Regions from separate parts of the Homo sapiens genome. Here region 2 is linked to region 1. The links are chromatin loops, found by intact Hi-C in ENCODE. Cell type or tissue: A673. All regions are shown on one strand.

Region 1 (8,000 bases):
CAAATCTGTGTTAAAAATTATTAAGAAGCCTATCCGTGCTTCCAACTCATATTGACAAGCCTTACTCTTGATGTAAAGAAAATTAATTCTTATATACCCGAGTAGTTATACTAGTAATTTTTAAGCAAAATTATTTGACTGAATGATAATTGGCTACAAATAAAAAGACATAGTTCAATTAAATCAATTTTGACTTAATAAAAATAAGGTACACTATATACTTGACATATGGAGTTTGTGATAAATTATGGGTCAAGACATTAATTTAATATGTTCTATTCTTTACCTCTGAGGCAAATATCACATATAGTAGCATTTAAAAAAAATGGACATACTGCATAATATATTAATATTAGATGTATTTTAAATATCAAATTAATACTTTAATATGTATAATCAAAATAGTTTGTTTAATTATTTTCATGAGTAAGGCAAAGGTAAACCATTAGATTTTATTTTAAATATCAAATTAATACTTTCATATGTATAATAAAAATAGTTTGTTTCATTATTTTCATGAGTAAGGCAAAGGTAAACCATTAGATCTTTGTATCATAAGATTATAACTTGTAATAAAATAATTAAGGTCATTGAAGATGTTTTAGAATTTCATAGTTATTTACTTTCAAATAATTATTATGTGAGTAGGTTGTGCAAATGATAATACAGTTCTAGTAGAATATTAAAATGACTATTGTCTATGGTAATTATTATGGAGTGTGATTAAGTTGAGTTTGAAGTGGTATTGTTTGCAAATATATGGTTTATGATATAACCAATAGAAAGATACATTAATTAGAATTACTAAGAGCAGTTTCATATTTATTATAAATTTCAAATAAAATATTGAGAAAAAAGTTTACTTTTCTGTTCTGATTATTTTATAGTTAGTAAAAGGGATCTGCAAAACTAGTGGATTTCTTTCAAACATGAAATGTCTAACAAAGACATTTTAAAATATTTGTATTAAACCATAAAAATAAAATACTTTTAGATCTTCTGACATATGCCTTGCCATGCATCTGTGTATAAGAACATTTTCTCCTCTTGTTAAACACATGTAAAACAAATATTTAAAAGTAAAATAAATGAAAATCATTTGTATAATTTCTAATTTATGACTGTGTATGCAAAGGAAATTATTCTAATTCCTGTCTCAGAAAATTACAAATGATGGACTAGAAAATAAAGCAGACCATTTACACTGGCAGAGAAACAGAATGTGTCTTCTAACTATATATCAGCAAGTATTTTTATTTCAGATACTGAAAGAATATGATAGAGACGGAGGGGAGGGAGAAAGGTGGCCAAATAGAGGCATCCACCAATTGTCTTCCCCATAGGAACATCAAATTTGACAGCTATCTACACAAAATAGCACCTTCATAAGAACCAAAAATCAGGTGAGCAATCAGAATACCTGGTTTTAACTTCACACTGCTGGACATGGCACTGAAGAGGGTAGGAAAAACAGTCTTGAAGCACTTACATCACAACTTCCTCATCCTCTAGCAGTGGCCCAGTAGCATGCAGACAGAATCTGTGCACTTAGGCGACAAAGAGTTCAGCAATTGCGGGAACTCAGTGCTATTATCATGGGGCAAAATTTGGAGGGAGCCCACAGAGGGAGCATTTATGCCAGCTCTAACCAGAGAGGATCAACCTATCCAAGAAACTGGAACGTAAGTTTTGGCAAACCTCGTTGCCATGAGCTACAGTGCTCTGGGATTCTAAATAAGCTTGAAAGGCTGTCTAGGCCACAAGGACTGCAATTCCTAGACAAGTCATAGTGTCATACTGGGCGTGGAGCCGGTGAACTTGTGGGGCATGTGACCCAGTGAGATGTGAGCAGTGACAGTTTAAAAAGGGCTTGCACCACTACTCCCCCAACCCTGGCAAATCAGAACACAGCTCTGAAATACAGCCCTTCCTTCTGCTTGAGGAGAGGAGAAGGTAGAGTAAAGAGGACTTTGTTTTGCAACTTGGATATTACTTCAGCCACAGTAGTATAGGGCACTGGGAAGAGTTGTTAGGACCCCATTTCATGTTCTAGCTCCCAAATGATGTTTCTAGATACATTCTGAGCCAGAAGGGACATAACTGCCTTGAAAGGAAGGACTCAGTCTTGGTGGGATTTATCACCTGACTGAAGAGTTCTTGGGTCTTGAATAATCAGCAGTTGTAATTAGTTAGTACAAACCATGGGTCTTGGGTGAGACTCGGAGGTGTGTAGGCTTCAAGTGTGACCCAGCATATTCACAGCTGTGGTGGCTGTTAGGAAAGACCCCTCCTTCTTGAGAAAATAAGAGGGAAGAATAAAGGGAACTTTGTCTTACAGTTTAGGTGCCAGCTTGGCCACAGTGAGAAATAATACTAAGTGGGCTCTTGGGGCCTCCAATTCCAGGCCTTGGCTCTTGGACAGCATTTCTGAACCTACTCTGGGCCAGAGACTAGCCTACTGCCCCAAAGAGTGAATGTGTCACTGGGTCACATGCCCCACAAGTTTACTGGCTCCAAGCCCAATACGGCACTAGAACTTGCCTAGGAGTTGCAGTCCTTGTGGCCTAGAGAGCCTTTCAAGTTTATTTAGAACCCCAGAGCACTGTAGCTCATGGAAATGAGGTTTGCTAAAACTTAAGTTCCAACCACTGGGATAGGTGAGTCCTCGCTGGTTAGGGCTGGCATAAATGCTTCCTCTGTGAACACAGGTTGAGTTCTGCCCAGTGATAGCAGGCCTAGCAACATTCACCACAACCTGACTGAAGAGACCTTGGGCCCTAAGCAAACATCAGCAGTACCTTGGCAGTAGTCCACATGGGCCTGAAGTGGTGATAGACACAAGCGGAGACTTCACTGCCTGAGGAAATGGGAGAGAAGAGTTGGAAGAACTTTGTCTTGTGATTTTGATGTCAGCTTAGCTGCAGTGAAATAACACATCATGTGTTTTTTTTGGGTATCTGACTTCAGGTACTGGCTCTCAGAGAGCATCTCTGGATTTGCCCAGGACCCCAAGTCCATGGCACTTTCTGCCATGAGGGAAGGACATAAAGACTTCTGAATAGCTTTTGCTACCAGCTGATCATACAGCCCTAGGGTCTTCAGCAAACACAGCTAGTAGCCAAACGGTGGTTACAACGGGCTTTGGGCGAGACTCAGTGCTTTACTGACCTCAGGTCTGACCCAGCACAGTCCTAGTGGTGGTGGTCACAGGGGTAATTTTGTCACCCCACACCCAGCTCCAGGCAGGTTGGCACACACAGAGAGAGTTTCCATTTAGGGGGAGAAAGTAAGGAAATAGAACAAGAGCCTCTGCCTGGTTATCCAGAGAATTCTGCCAGATTGTATCCAAGACCACCAAGGTAGTACCTCTACAAGTCTGCAAGAACTACATTAATGGGCTTGAGGTGCCCTCTACTGTAGATACAGCTGCAGTGACCAAAAACTTAGATCACAACACCCAAGTCCCTTCAAATACCTGCAAAGCCTTCCTAAGAAGGAAGGGTACAAACAAGCCAAGACTGTGAAGACTACAGTAAATGCCTAACTCTTCAATACCCAGCCACCAGCAAAAATCCACAACCATGAACACCATCCAGAAAAAGATAATCTTACCAAATGAATTAAATAAGGCACAACGGACCAATCCCGGAAAGCAGAGATATGTTACCTTTCAGATAGATAATTCAAATAGCTGTTTTGAGGAAATGCAAAGAAATTCAAGAAAACACAGAGGAGGAATTGAGAATTTTATCTGATAAATTTAACAAAGGGATTTAAATAATTAGAAAGAGTCAAGTGGAAATTCTGGAGTCGAGAAATGTGATGAACATACAGGGTCTCTTAATAGGAGAATTGATCAAGCAGGAGGAAGAATTAGTCAATTTAAAGACAATCTCTATGAACATACACAATCAAAGGAGACAAAAAAAAAAAAAAAAGAACAAGAAACAATGAAGTACACCTACAGGATTTAAAAACGTAGCCTTAAAAGGGCAAATGTAGTAGTTATTGACCTTAAAGTGGAGGTAGAGAAAGAAACGGTGGTAGAAAGATTAGTCAAAGGAATAATAACATAAAACTTCCCAAAACTAGAGAAAAATATCAATATTGAAGTAAGAGAAGATTATAGAACACCAAGCAGATTTAACCCAAAGAAGACTATGTCAAGGCATTTAATAATCAAACTCCCAAAAATCAAAGATAAAGAAAGGATCCTAAAAGCAACAAAAGGAAACAAAACAAAACAAAACAAATAATATAGAATGGAGCTCCAGTACTTCTGGCAGGAAACTTTTCAGTGGAAACTTTACAGACCAGAAGAGAGTGACATGACACATTTAAAGTGCTGAAGGAAAAAATAATCCATTTACCTTACAATAGAATATCTGGCAAAAAAAATTCTTCAAACATGAAGGAGAAATGAAGACTTTCACAGACAAACAAAAGCTGAGGGATTTCATAAACACCAGGCCTGTCCTACAAAACAATGCTAAAGGGAGTTCTTCAGTCTGAAAGACAAGATGGAGCAATAAGAAATTATTTAAAGGTATAAAAGTCATGGGTAATAGTAAGTGCAGATAAAAATACAGAAAATTATAATACAGTAATTGTGGTGTTTAAATCACTCATATCTTGAGTAGGAAGATGAAAGATAAACCAATCAAAAACATTAACTATTAATACAACAACTTTTTAAGACAGCACAGTAAGACATAAAAAGAAACAACAAAATGCTAAAATGCGGGGAGATGAGTTTAAAATATGGAGTTTTTATTTGCTTTCATTTTGCTTGTTTGTTTATTTATGCAATCAGTGTTGACTTGTCATCAGTTTGAATAATGGGTTATAAAATAGTATTTGCAAGCCTCATGGTGACCTCAAATAAAGAAAAAAACATACAACGGATACAAAAAATAATATAAATAAATTAAAACATAACACCTGAAAAAAAATTACCTTTACTAAAAGAAAGACAGGAAGGAAGAAAATAAGGGAGAGAAAGAAGACCAGAAAACAACCAGAAAGCAAAGAAGAAAATAAAAGGAGTAAGTCCTTACTTATCCAAAGTAACATTGAATTTAAATGGATTGAATCCTCCAATCAAAAGACATAGAGTGGGTGGCAAAATGAACCACAACAACGAAAAAAGAACCATTTATCTGTTGCCTCAAGAAACACACTTCACCTGTAAGGACACACAGACTGAAAATAATGGGATGGAAAAAAAGATATTCTATGCAATTAGAAACCAAAAAGGAGCAGGAATAGCTATGCTTATAATGAACAATATAGATTTCAAGATAAAAACTATCAAGGCTATTATATAATGATAAAGGGATCAATACAACAAGATGATATAACAATTGTAAATGTATGTGCAACCAACACTTGGAACACCTAGGCATACAAAGCAAATATCATTAGAGCTAAAGAGAGAGAAAGACCCAAATACAATAATATCTGGAGACTTCAACATCCCGCTTTCAGTATCGGACAGATCATCTGGACAGAAAATCATCAGACTTAACGTGCACTGTAGGCCAAATGGACTTAGTAGATATTTACAGAATATTTCATCAAATGGCTACAGAATAAACATTCTTCTCCTCATCACATGGCTAATTTTCAATGATAGGTGATATGTTCAACCATAAAGCAAGTCTTAAAATATTCAAAAATATTGAAATAACATCAAGTATTTTCTTTGACCACAATGGAATAAAACTAGAAATTAACAACAAGAAAAATTTTGGAAACTATAAAACACAAGAAAATTAAATGATATAAACCTAAATGACCAGTGGGTCAATGAACAGATTAAGAATAACATTTTTTTAAATGTTGAAAAAATATTATAATGAAAACACCATGTACCAAAATACATGGGATACCACAAAAGCAGTAGAAAGAGGGAAGTTTATAAGTGCCCACATCAAAAAAAAAAAAAAAAAAAGAAAAAAGAAAAAACCTAATAGCCAACCTAACGTTCATCTGAAAGAACCAGAAAAGCAAGAGCAAACGAAATGCCAAGCTAGTTGAAGAAAAGAAATAATAAAGAACAAAGTGGACATAAATAACATTGAAACAAAGAAAAATACAAAAGGTCGACTAATTGAAAACTCTTTTTTTAAGAAGAAAATAAATGAGAGAGAGAGAGAGAGAGAAGACCCAAATAAATAACATAAGAGATGAAAACAGAGACATTAGTGCTGTTAGTGCAAAATTTCAAGTGATCATTAGAGGCTACACTATATGCCAATAAATTGGCATACCGTTGCTCATATTAGTCTCTAAAGAGGAAATGGATAAATTCCTCGACACATACAAGTGAACTGTGAAGAAATTCAAACCTGAACAAACCAATGACAAGTAATGAGATCAAATCCATAATAAAATGACTCTAGCAAATAAAAGTCAAGGACCCAGTGGTTTCACTGCTGAATTTTATCAAATATTTAAATAACATATGCCAATCCTACACAAACTATTCCAAAAAACAGAGGCAGAAGGAATACTTTCAAACCCATTCTATGAGGCCAGTATTACCCTGATATCAAAACTAGACAAAGACACATAAAACAAAAAACTACAGGCCAATATCTCTGTTGAACATTTATGCAAAAATCCTTAACAAAATACTAGCAAAGAAAATTCAAAAATATATTAAAAGATTCTTCATCATGACCAAGTTGGAATTATCCCAAGGATGCAAGGATGGTTCAACATAGGCGTATCAATCAGTGTGATATACTATATCAACAGAATAAAGGACAGAAAACAATATGATCATTTTAATTGATGTTGAAAAATTATTTGATAAAATTCAACACCCTGTCATGATAAAAACTCTAGAACTTAAAGTATAATAAGAATATATATTTAAAAAAACTGTAAAAAAACCTGGGTAAAGAATGAACATACATCAGCATAATAAAAGCCATACCTGACAGACCCAAAGCTAGTATCATACTGAATGAGGAAAAACTGAAAGGCTTTCTTCTAAGATTTGAAACATGACAACGATGTCCACTTTTATCACTGTTATTCAACATAGCATTGAAAGTTCTAGACAGAGCAATCACATAAAAGAAAGAGATAAAGGGCATCCCAATTGAAAAGGAAAAATCAAAGTATCCTTGTTTTCAGATTACATGATTTTATACTTGGAAAAACCTAAATAATCCACGAAAAAACTATTAGAACTGATAAGCAAATTCAGTAAGGTTGAAGGATACAAAATTAACATATAAAGTCAGTAGCATTTCTACATGCCAACAGAAAATAATCTGAGAAGGAAATCAAGAAAGTAATAGCATTTATAATATCTGAAAATACAATTAAATACCTAGAGATTAACTTAATCAAACAACTTAAAGATTCCTACAGTGAAAACTGAAACATTGGTGAGAGAAGTTAAAGTGAACACACACACAAAAAAATGGAGAGGTATTCTATGTTCATGGATTGAAAGAATCAATATTGTTAAAAATGTCCATACCACCCAAGCAATCTACAGATTCACTTTAATCCCTATCAGAATACCAATGACATTCTTCAATAAAGTAGAAATAACATTGTAAAATTTATGTGGAAGCATAAAAGACCCAGAATAACCAAAGTTATACTGGGCAAAAGCAACAGAACTGGAGAAATCACATTATCTTACTTCAAATTACACTACGGAGCTATAGTAACCAATACAGCATGGTACTGGCATAAAAACAGACACATAGAGCAATGCAACAGGAAACAATACCCAGAAACAAATCCATACATCTACAGTGAACTCATTTTAGACAATGGTGTCAGGAATATACAATGGGAAAACGACGATGTCTTCAATAAATGCCCCTGGAAAAAAATTGATATATATATGCAGAAGAATGAAACTAAATTCCTGTTTCTCACCATATCCAAAAGTCTAATTAAAATAGTTTAAAGACTTAATCTAAGATCTCAAACTATGAATGTGAAATAAAACATTGAGTAAATTCTTCATT
Region 2 (8,000 bases), 190 kb before region 1:
ACTGTGCTTGAAATGTAAACTAATACAGTCATTATAGAACACAGTATGAAGTTTCCTTCAAAATTTTAAAGTAGAACTACCATATTATCCAACAATCCCATTACCCAGTACTGGGTACATATTCAAAAGGAATTAAATTATTATGTCGAAGAAATATCTGCACCCCCATGTTTATTGCAGCAGTATGCATGATAGGCAAGATATGGACTCAATCTATATATCTATCAAGAGATGAATAAAGGAAATGTAATATATATGCACAATGGAATATTACTCAGCCACAAAAAGAACGAAATTCTGTCATTTGAGGCAATGTCAATGAACCTGGAGGACACTATGTTAGGAAAAATAAGTCAGCCATGGAAAAATAGATACCAAATTTTCTCATTCATGTGGAAGTTTAAAAAGTTAATCTCATAGAAGCGGCTACTAGAGGCTGGGAAGAGTAGTAGGAGGAGGAGGGATAGGAACAGATTGGTTAACATACACGAACTACAGCTAGATAAGAGGAATAAGTTCTAGTGTTTTATAGCACTGTAGGATGAGTATACTTAACAATAATTCATTATGCATTTTCAAGTAGCTAGAAGAGAGGATTTTGAATGTTCCCAATACAAAGAAATGATAAATGCTTTAGGTGATATGCTAATTCCCTGACATGATCATTTCACACTGAATATATTAATATGTACCAAAATATCACACTGAATACACAGTTATCATACACACTGCATCCAGTCTCTGCAATATTATCTTACATTACATCTTACTTTAGTATGGTTGATTTGAAACAATTAGTGAAACATCAATGAATTTTTCTCAGCTAAAATTCATACATTATTCAGATTTTTTCAGTTTTATTCCATAGTTTAAAGCTGATGTTCATTTCCTGTTTCAGGGTCCTATCCTAGATACCACATTAAATTTAGTCATCATAACTCCTCAGGCTCTGTTTGGCTGTGACAGGTTCTCCAGGTTTTCTTTCACTTTGATAGCTTTGACAATTTTGAGTACAAGACCGGTATTTTGTAGACATATCAGTGACTTTTCACTGTTGGTATTTTGATTGCCTTGTGGAGGCTGGGTTTGTCAGGTTTCTCCACTGTAGAGTTATTCTTTCTGTTCACATTTACAAATTGTACTTTCTGGAAGAAAGACACTGATTGCAGCCCACACGAAGGAGCATGCAATTATGCACCAGCTCCTTAAGGGTGAAATTTCCTCTTGTTTGGAATTCCTCTACACAGAAGACTTGTGTCTTCCGCATTTATATATTTACTCAATCATTTATTTATATAAGTATGAATTCATGATTATTTATTTTACTCTTTGGGATACAAATCTAATACTATTTTAAAATTATATCTTAATTTGTATAATTTTAGGGGCACAAGTGCAATTTTGTTACATATGTAGTTTGAATAGTGGTGAAGCCAGGGTTTTTAGGCTATCCATTGCCCAAATAATGTACTTCTTACCCATTAGTAATTTCTCTTCATCCACACCACTCTCACTCCCTCACCCTTCTGAATCTCCATAGTCTATTGTTCCACACTCTATATCCAAGCGTACACATTATTTAGCTTTCTCTTATAAGTGAGAACATGCAGTATTAATCTTTCTGACTTTTGTCACATAAGATAACCTCCAGTTCTATCCATGTTGCTGCAAAACACATGATTTCATCCTTTTTTATGGCCAAATACTATTCCCTTGTGCATATGTATCACGTTTCTTCAGCCAACCGTTTGTTGATGGCAATTTAGGGTGATTTTATATCTCCACTATTGTGAATAGTGCTGTGATAAACATATGCGTGCAAATACCGTTTTTATATAGCAGTTTCTTTTCCTTTGAGTAGATACCCAGTAGTGTGATGGCTAGATCAAATGCTAATTCTATTTTTAGTCCTTTGAGAAATCTTCATGCTGTTTACCGTAAAGATTATACTAATTTACATTCTCACCAACAGTGTATGAGAGTTCTCTTTTCTCCACAATTTTAATTTGTTGTTGTCATTGCTCAGATTGTTCTATTGTTAACCATTGGGTGAGTTTTCAATTGGTTCCTGTGTCTTTGTGACATAACCTTATTAATATGGGTATTTTATTTATCATTTTCTTACATTCTGGTACTACAAGGTGCTCTAGTTTCATCTTATATATTTCCAGTGCTGTCTTATAATCAGCCATTTCTCTAAGGAGCCCTATTTCCTTTTATTAGAAAATGGTATTAGAAACCAAGAACTGGGTGCTATTGTGTTCATTGTTTTTGGAGTATTCTTATATCTTCTCAGTCGAAAGAAAAAGGAACTGTTTGTGGGTATATGAACTCGTGCATATGCATATATCAACAAATAGTTTTATATGTAAGCATCTCTATTCATATTAAGCTAAACATAAGTTTATTCTGTGGTCTCCAAGTAATCCATTACTATGTGAATTATTTTAGCTGTTTCACTTGACATTCATTTACTTCATTGTTCCATTCCAGTATGCAGTTTTGGCAGCCTCAGAATTGTTAGGCTGAAATCTCCTGGGAAGCAACTTGATTACCTAGAGTATCATACTTCTGTTCAGGTTTCCTTTTATCCTAAAGTTTTACAGACTCCACTTATTTCCAGTTACTTAGAGATCAGTAGTTTCATAAATTTGTAATACACATATATTTTCTTGTCACAGTCTACATTCCTTTCTGGGATATTCAACTTCCTGACTTTAAAATTTGCATAATTAAAGCTCAATCTTTAACCTGTAATGTACTATGGGTTTTAACAAACGCATAATATATTGTATCCACCATTATAGTACCATAAAGAATAGTTTTGCTTTCTTAAAAGTTTCCCTGTGCTTCTCAACCTTCTCTTTTCTGCTTCATTCCTGGTTACCACTGATATTTTTACCATTGCCACAGCCTGCCTATTCTAGAATGTTACATCATTGGAATGGTACAATTAACATCCCTTTTAAACTGGAGTCTTTCATTTAGCAATGTGCATTTAAGGTTCATCCATGTCTTTTTGTGGCTTGAGACTCATTATTTTTTTTTACTGCAGAATAACATTTTATTTTATGGCTGTGCCACAGTTTGTTTGTCCATTAACATATTGAAGGCTATCTTTGTTACTTCCAGTTTTTGGATACCATTAATAAAGCATCTATACACATTTGCATGCAGGTTTTACATAGACATAAATTTTTAAAAATCAGTTGGATACATACCTAGGAACATGAATATTGAATTGTGTGGTAAGAACATGTTTTGCTTTAGAAGACAGTGCTAAACTGTTGTCCAAGGTTATGGTACCATTTTGCATCTCCACCAGCAATGAATGAGAATCCCTGTAGTTCTACATTCTTGCCAAAGATTGGTATTGTCAGTGTGTTATTTTATTATTTAAACCATTCTAACAGGCATATACTGAACTTTCACTAGAGTTTTAACGTGCAATTCCCTAATGACAAGTGACATTGAGTATGACTTTGTATGTTTATTTTCTATTTGTTTATGTAAGCTGAAGTGTCTATTTAGATCTTTTGCCCATTTTTAAATTGGGTTGCTTGTTTTCTAATTGTTGAGTTTTACAATATTTTTTGTATATTTTTTATTCAAGTCCTTTATGGGATATTCGTTTTGAAAAAAGCTTATGAGTCTGTACTTTAAATTTTTTAAACAGTATCCTTTGCTACTAAGATGCTGTTATGAGCAGTAGTTTTTAACTTAGTAATATCTAGTTTATCACTTTGTTTTTTCTGCCATGGGTTATTCATCTAGAAATATACTTAAAAGCTCATACAAATCTAAGATCACCAACATTTTCTTCTACAATTTTTTTTTAAATTTTATGTTTTACATTTAATCTGACAATCTATTATGAGTTAATTTTAGTGAAAAGTATAAGGTCTTTTTCTAGTTTTTTGCTTCTCTGTTTTGTTTTGCATAAGGACACCCAATTATTCCAATGCCATTTGGTGAAATGATCAGTCTTCTTTTATTGAAATGCCTTTCCTTTTTGTCAGGTGACTGTATTTCTGTGGGGCTGTATCTCAACATTTTTTCCTGTCTTAATGCTTTAGGTATCTATCTTTTCACGAGAACCATGCTGTCTTGTTTGCCTTAGCTTTGTGGTATGCCTTGAGATTGGGTAGAGTGTGTCTTCTAACTTTGTTCTTCTTAAGCGAAGTAGTATTGATTATTCTAGGTTTTTTGACTTGTCTTATAACCTTTAGAATCAGTATGTCTACACCAAGAAAAGTACAATTTGATGGGATTTAGAGAGAGATTTTGTTGAACATATGTATAATTGGTAAGAGTTGATATCTTAACAACATTGGGTATTCTGATCCATAAATAAATTATTATCTCTCTGTTTATTTAGATTTTTGTGTATTGCTTTTATTAGAGCTTTATAGTTTTCTACATGTATATGCTGTACATATTTTGAAAGACTTATACCCATTTCCTTTTTTGCGTGTGCTATTGTATTTTTAAATATCAAATTATAATTATTCATTACTGGCATATACAAAAGCAATTGACTTTTATATTTAAATCCTGTACCCTGTGATCTTGCTATACTCAGTTAATCATTCCAGAATTTCTTATTGTCATTTCTTTGGGGCTTTCCTCATTGACGTTCATGTTGTCCGCAAACAATGCAAGTAATTTTTTCTTGCTTTCTAATATGTAACCTTTATTTTTTTCTTATATTGTACTATGTAGGACTTCCAGAATATTATTGAGCTTCCTTCCTTCCTTCCTTCCTTCCTTCCTTCCTTCCTTCCTTCCTTCCTTCTCTCTTTCTTTTCTTTCTTTTTCTTCAGAGTCTCACACTGTTGTCTAGGCTAAAGTGGTGTGATCTCGGCTCACTGCCACCTCCACCTCCCAGGTTCAAATTATTGTTGTGCCTCAGCATCCTGAGTAGCTGGGATTACAGGTGTGTGCCACCACACCCAGCTAATTTTTGTATTTTTAGCAGCCACGGGATTTCACCATGTTGGCCAGGCTGGTCTCAAACTCCTGACCTCAGGTGATCCACCCACCTTGTCCTCCCAATCCCATGCTGGGGTTAGAGGCATGAGTCACCATGTCTGGGCTCATGATCTTTATGAAGCTGAGAAATCTTCTCTCTACTCAGTTTACTGAGAGTTTTGTTTCTTTGCTTGTTTGTTTTGCGTGATTGGGTGTTGGATTTGACATTTTTTTCCTCTGTCAATTGGTATTGTCATATGATTATTCTTCTTTGTTATGTTCATCAGTGGTGGATTACACTGATTTTTAAATATGGAACTAATACTACATATCAGAAAGAAATCACACTCAGTTTTTTTTGTATAACTCTTTTTATATACTGTTGAATTCAACTTGCTAATACATTATTAAGCATCCTTGCATCAGTATTAATGAGAAATACAGGCCAATTGTTTCTTTTAATAATATCTTTACCTGATTTGGATATTATAATAATATTGACTTTAAGAATCAGTTAGTAAGCATTTCCTCTATTTTCTTTTTCTGGAAGAGATTGTGAAGAATTGTTATCACTTCTTCATTTAGTGTAGGTAAAATTCAACAGTCAAATAATCTGAATCAGGTGCTTCCTTTCTTAAAATGTTTTTAATTATGGAATAATTTTCTATAATATTAATAAATCAATTCAGATTACCTATTTTTTCTTGTGTGAATTTTTGTGATTTTTTTCTTCCAAGAAAGGTGTACCTTTTATTAAAATAATCAGATTTGAGTGGACTAAGTTGTGTGTGGTAATTCTCTTAATATGACGATTCCTTTAATACATCAATAGTGATAACCTACCTTTCATTTATGAAATTGATGTGTGTTTTCTGTTTTATTTTTGTTTTTAATTTGGTTACTTTTGCTAGCAGTTGCTTTTCTTAATCTTAATAAACATATAATAGCTTCAAAAATTTATTTGTTATATTTCTGTTTTGTTATTTAATAAAAAATTAAATACAATTTTTGTTTACCTCTAATATTATTTATATTTATTTTCTGCTGCTTAATTGAAGGTTACTTTTCTCCATTTTCTCTAAATTCCTAAAGCAAAGTTTGTATTATTGATTGGAGATATTTTTTCTTTTCTAATGGAGTTTATGCATTCGACGCTATAAATTTCTAACTAAGTGCTTTTGTTGCAACTCTCAAATTTAGGTAAGTTAAATTTTTATTTTTTGGTAAATTCAAACTGTTTGAAAATATTTTTTGTGACTTACCTTTTGACTCATTTGCTATTCAGAACTTTGTTTTTTAATTTCAAAATATGTGTAACTATGCATTTCAGTAATATTTCTTTTTTGCATTTTTAAAATTAATTTTTATTTTTAATGTATATGGGTACATGGTAGGTATATATATTTATGAGATACATAAGATATTTTATACAGAAATGCAATGCACACTAATCACATCAGGGTAAATGGGGTATCTATCAACAAAGCCTTTATTCTTTCTAGGTCCTAAAAACAATCAAATAATACTCTTTTAGGTTATTTTAAAATATACGATAAATTATTATTGGCTGTAGTCACCCTCTTGTGCTATCAAATACTAGATATTATTTGTTCTATCTAACTAGATTTTTGTACCAATTAACCATCCTTATATCCCCTTCCACCCTCCAGCTAACCTTCCCAGCCTCTGGAAAGTATCATTCTACTCTATATCCATAAGTTCAATTGTTTCACTTTTCTTTTTTTAGGTTCCACAAATAAGTGAGGACACGTGAGGTTTGTCTTTCTGTGCCTGGCTTATTGTACTTAACATAACGTCCTCCAGTTCCATCCATGTTCCAAATGACAGGATCTCATTCATTTTTAGAGCTGAATAGTATCTGCTGTGTATACGTACCATATTTTCTTTATCCATTTCTCTGCTGATGGACACTTAGCTTGCTTCCAAATATTGGATATTGTGAATAGTGCTACAATAAACATGGGAATGTAGATCTATTTTTGATATACTTATTTTCTTTATTTTGGGTACATACCCAGAAGTGGAATTGCTGGATCATATGATGGTTCTATTTTCATTTTTTGAGGAAACTTCAAACTGTTCTCCACAGTGGTTGTACATTGTTTTTACATTGTACATTACATTACATTTACATGATTGCACATGTAATTTACATTCTCACCAACAGTGTATGAGAGTTCCCTTTCTCAAAAACCTCACCAGTATTCATTATTGCCTGTCCTTTGGAAAAAAAAAATGTCATTTTAACTCGGGTAAGATGATTGTAGTTTTGATTCTCATTTCTGTGATGAACAATGATATCAAGCATTTTTTCATATACCTGTTGCCATTCATATGTCTTCTTTTGAGAAATGTCTATTCAGATATTTTGCCAATTTTTAAATAAGATTATTAGATTTTTTCCTATAGAATTGTTTGAGAACATTATATATCCTGGTTATTAATCTCTTGTCAAATGAATAGATTGAAAATATTTTTTTCCTATTCTGTGGGTTTTTGATTGTTTTCCTCACCCTGCAGAAGATTTTTAACTTCATGTGATCCTATTTGCCCATTTTTGTTGTGGTTGCCTGTGCTTAGACCAATGTCCTGGAGAGTTTCTCCAATGTTTTCTTTTAGAAGTTCTATAGTTTGAGGTCTTCGATTTAAATCTTCAATCTATTTTGGTTTGACAGTTGTATATAATGAGGGGTGTAGTTTTATTCTTCTGCATATAGATATCCAGTTTCGTAGCACAATTTATTAAAGAAACTATCATTTCCCCAATATATGTTCTTGGCATCCTTGTGAAAAAATGAGTTCACTGTAGATGTGTGAATTTATTTCCGTGTCCTCTTTTCTGTTCCATTGCTCTGTGTGTCTGTTTTTATGCCAGTATCATGCTGGTTACTACAGCTCTGTAGTATAATTTGAAATTAGAAAATGTGAATCCTCCAGTTTTGTTCTTTTTGCTCAGGATGGCTTTGGATATTCTCGGTCTTTTGTGGTTCCATACACATTTTAAGATT

The links. A loop is a pair of places that touch in the nucleus more often than their neighbours do. Peaks named below come from ENCODE experiments on the same cell type or tissue, not always from the same donor. Only the 100,000 strongest peaks of a DNase experiment are listed, where the experiment ranks them.
Region 2: it touches region 1 in a loop (9-fold over the local background); 1 of 110 quality-filtered maps calls a loop at or near these places.

What each region holds. Positions count from the first base shown.
Region 1 is chr1:190,629,101-190,637,100 of GRCh38, reverse strand. All of the region lies in intron 1 of LINC01720 (long intergenic non-protein coding RNA 1720), which reads right to left. Among named protein-coding and RNA genes, the nearest start is that of LINC01720, 8.2 kb to the right of the region's middle. In A673, a CTCF peak has its summit at 3,436 (motif pointing left); a DNase peak (open chromatin) is centred at 3,400.
Region 2 is chr1:190,820,238-190,828,237 of GRCh38, reverse strand. No RefSeq gene overlaps it. Among named protein-coding and RNA genes, the nearest start is that of LINC01720, 200 kb to the right of the region's middle. RefSeq lists a silencer at 3,992-4,192. In A673, no CTCF peak of the experiment used is centred here; DNase peaks (open chromatin) are centred at 2,687 and 4,747; H3K27ac peaks cover 3,471 bases.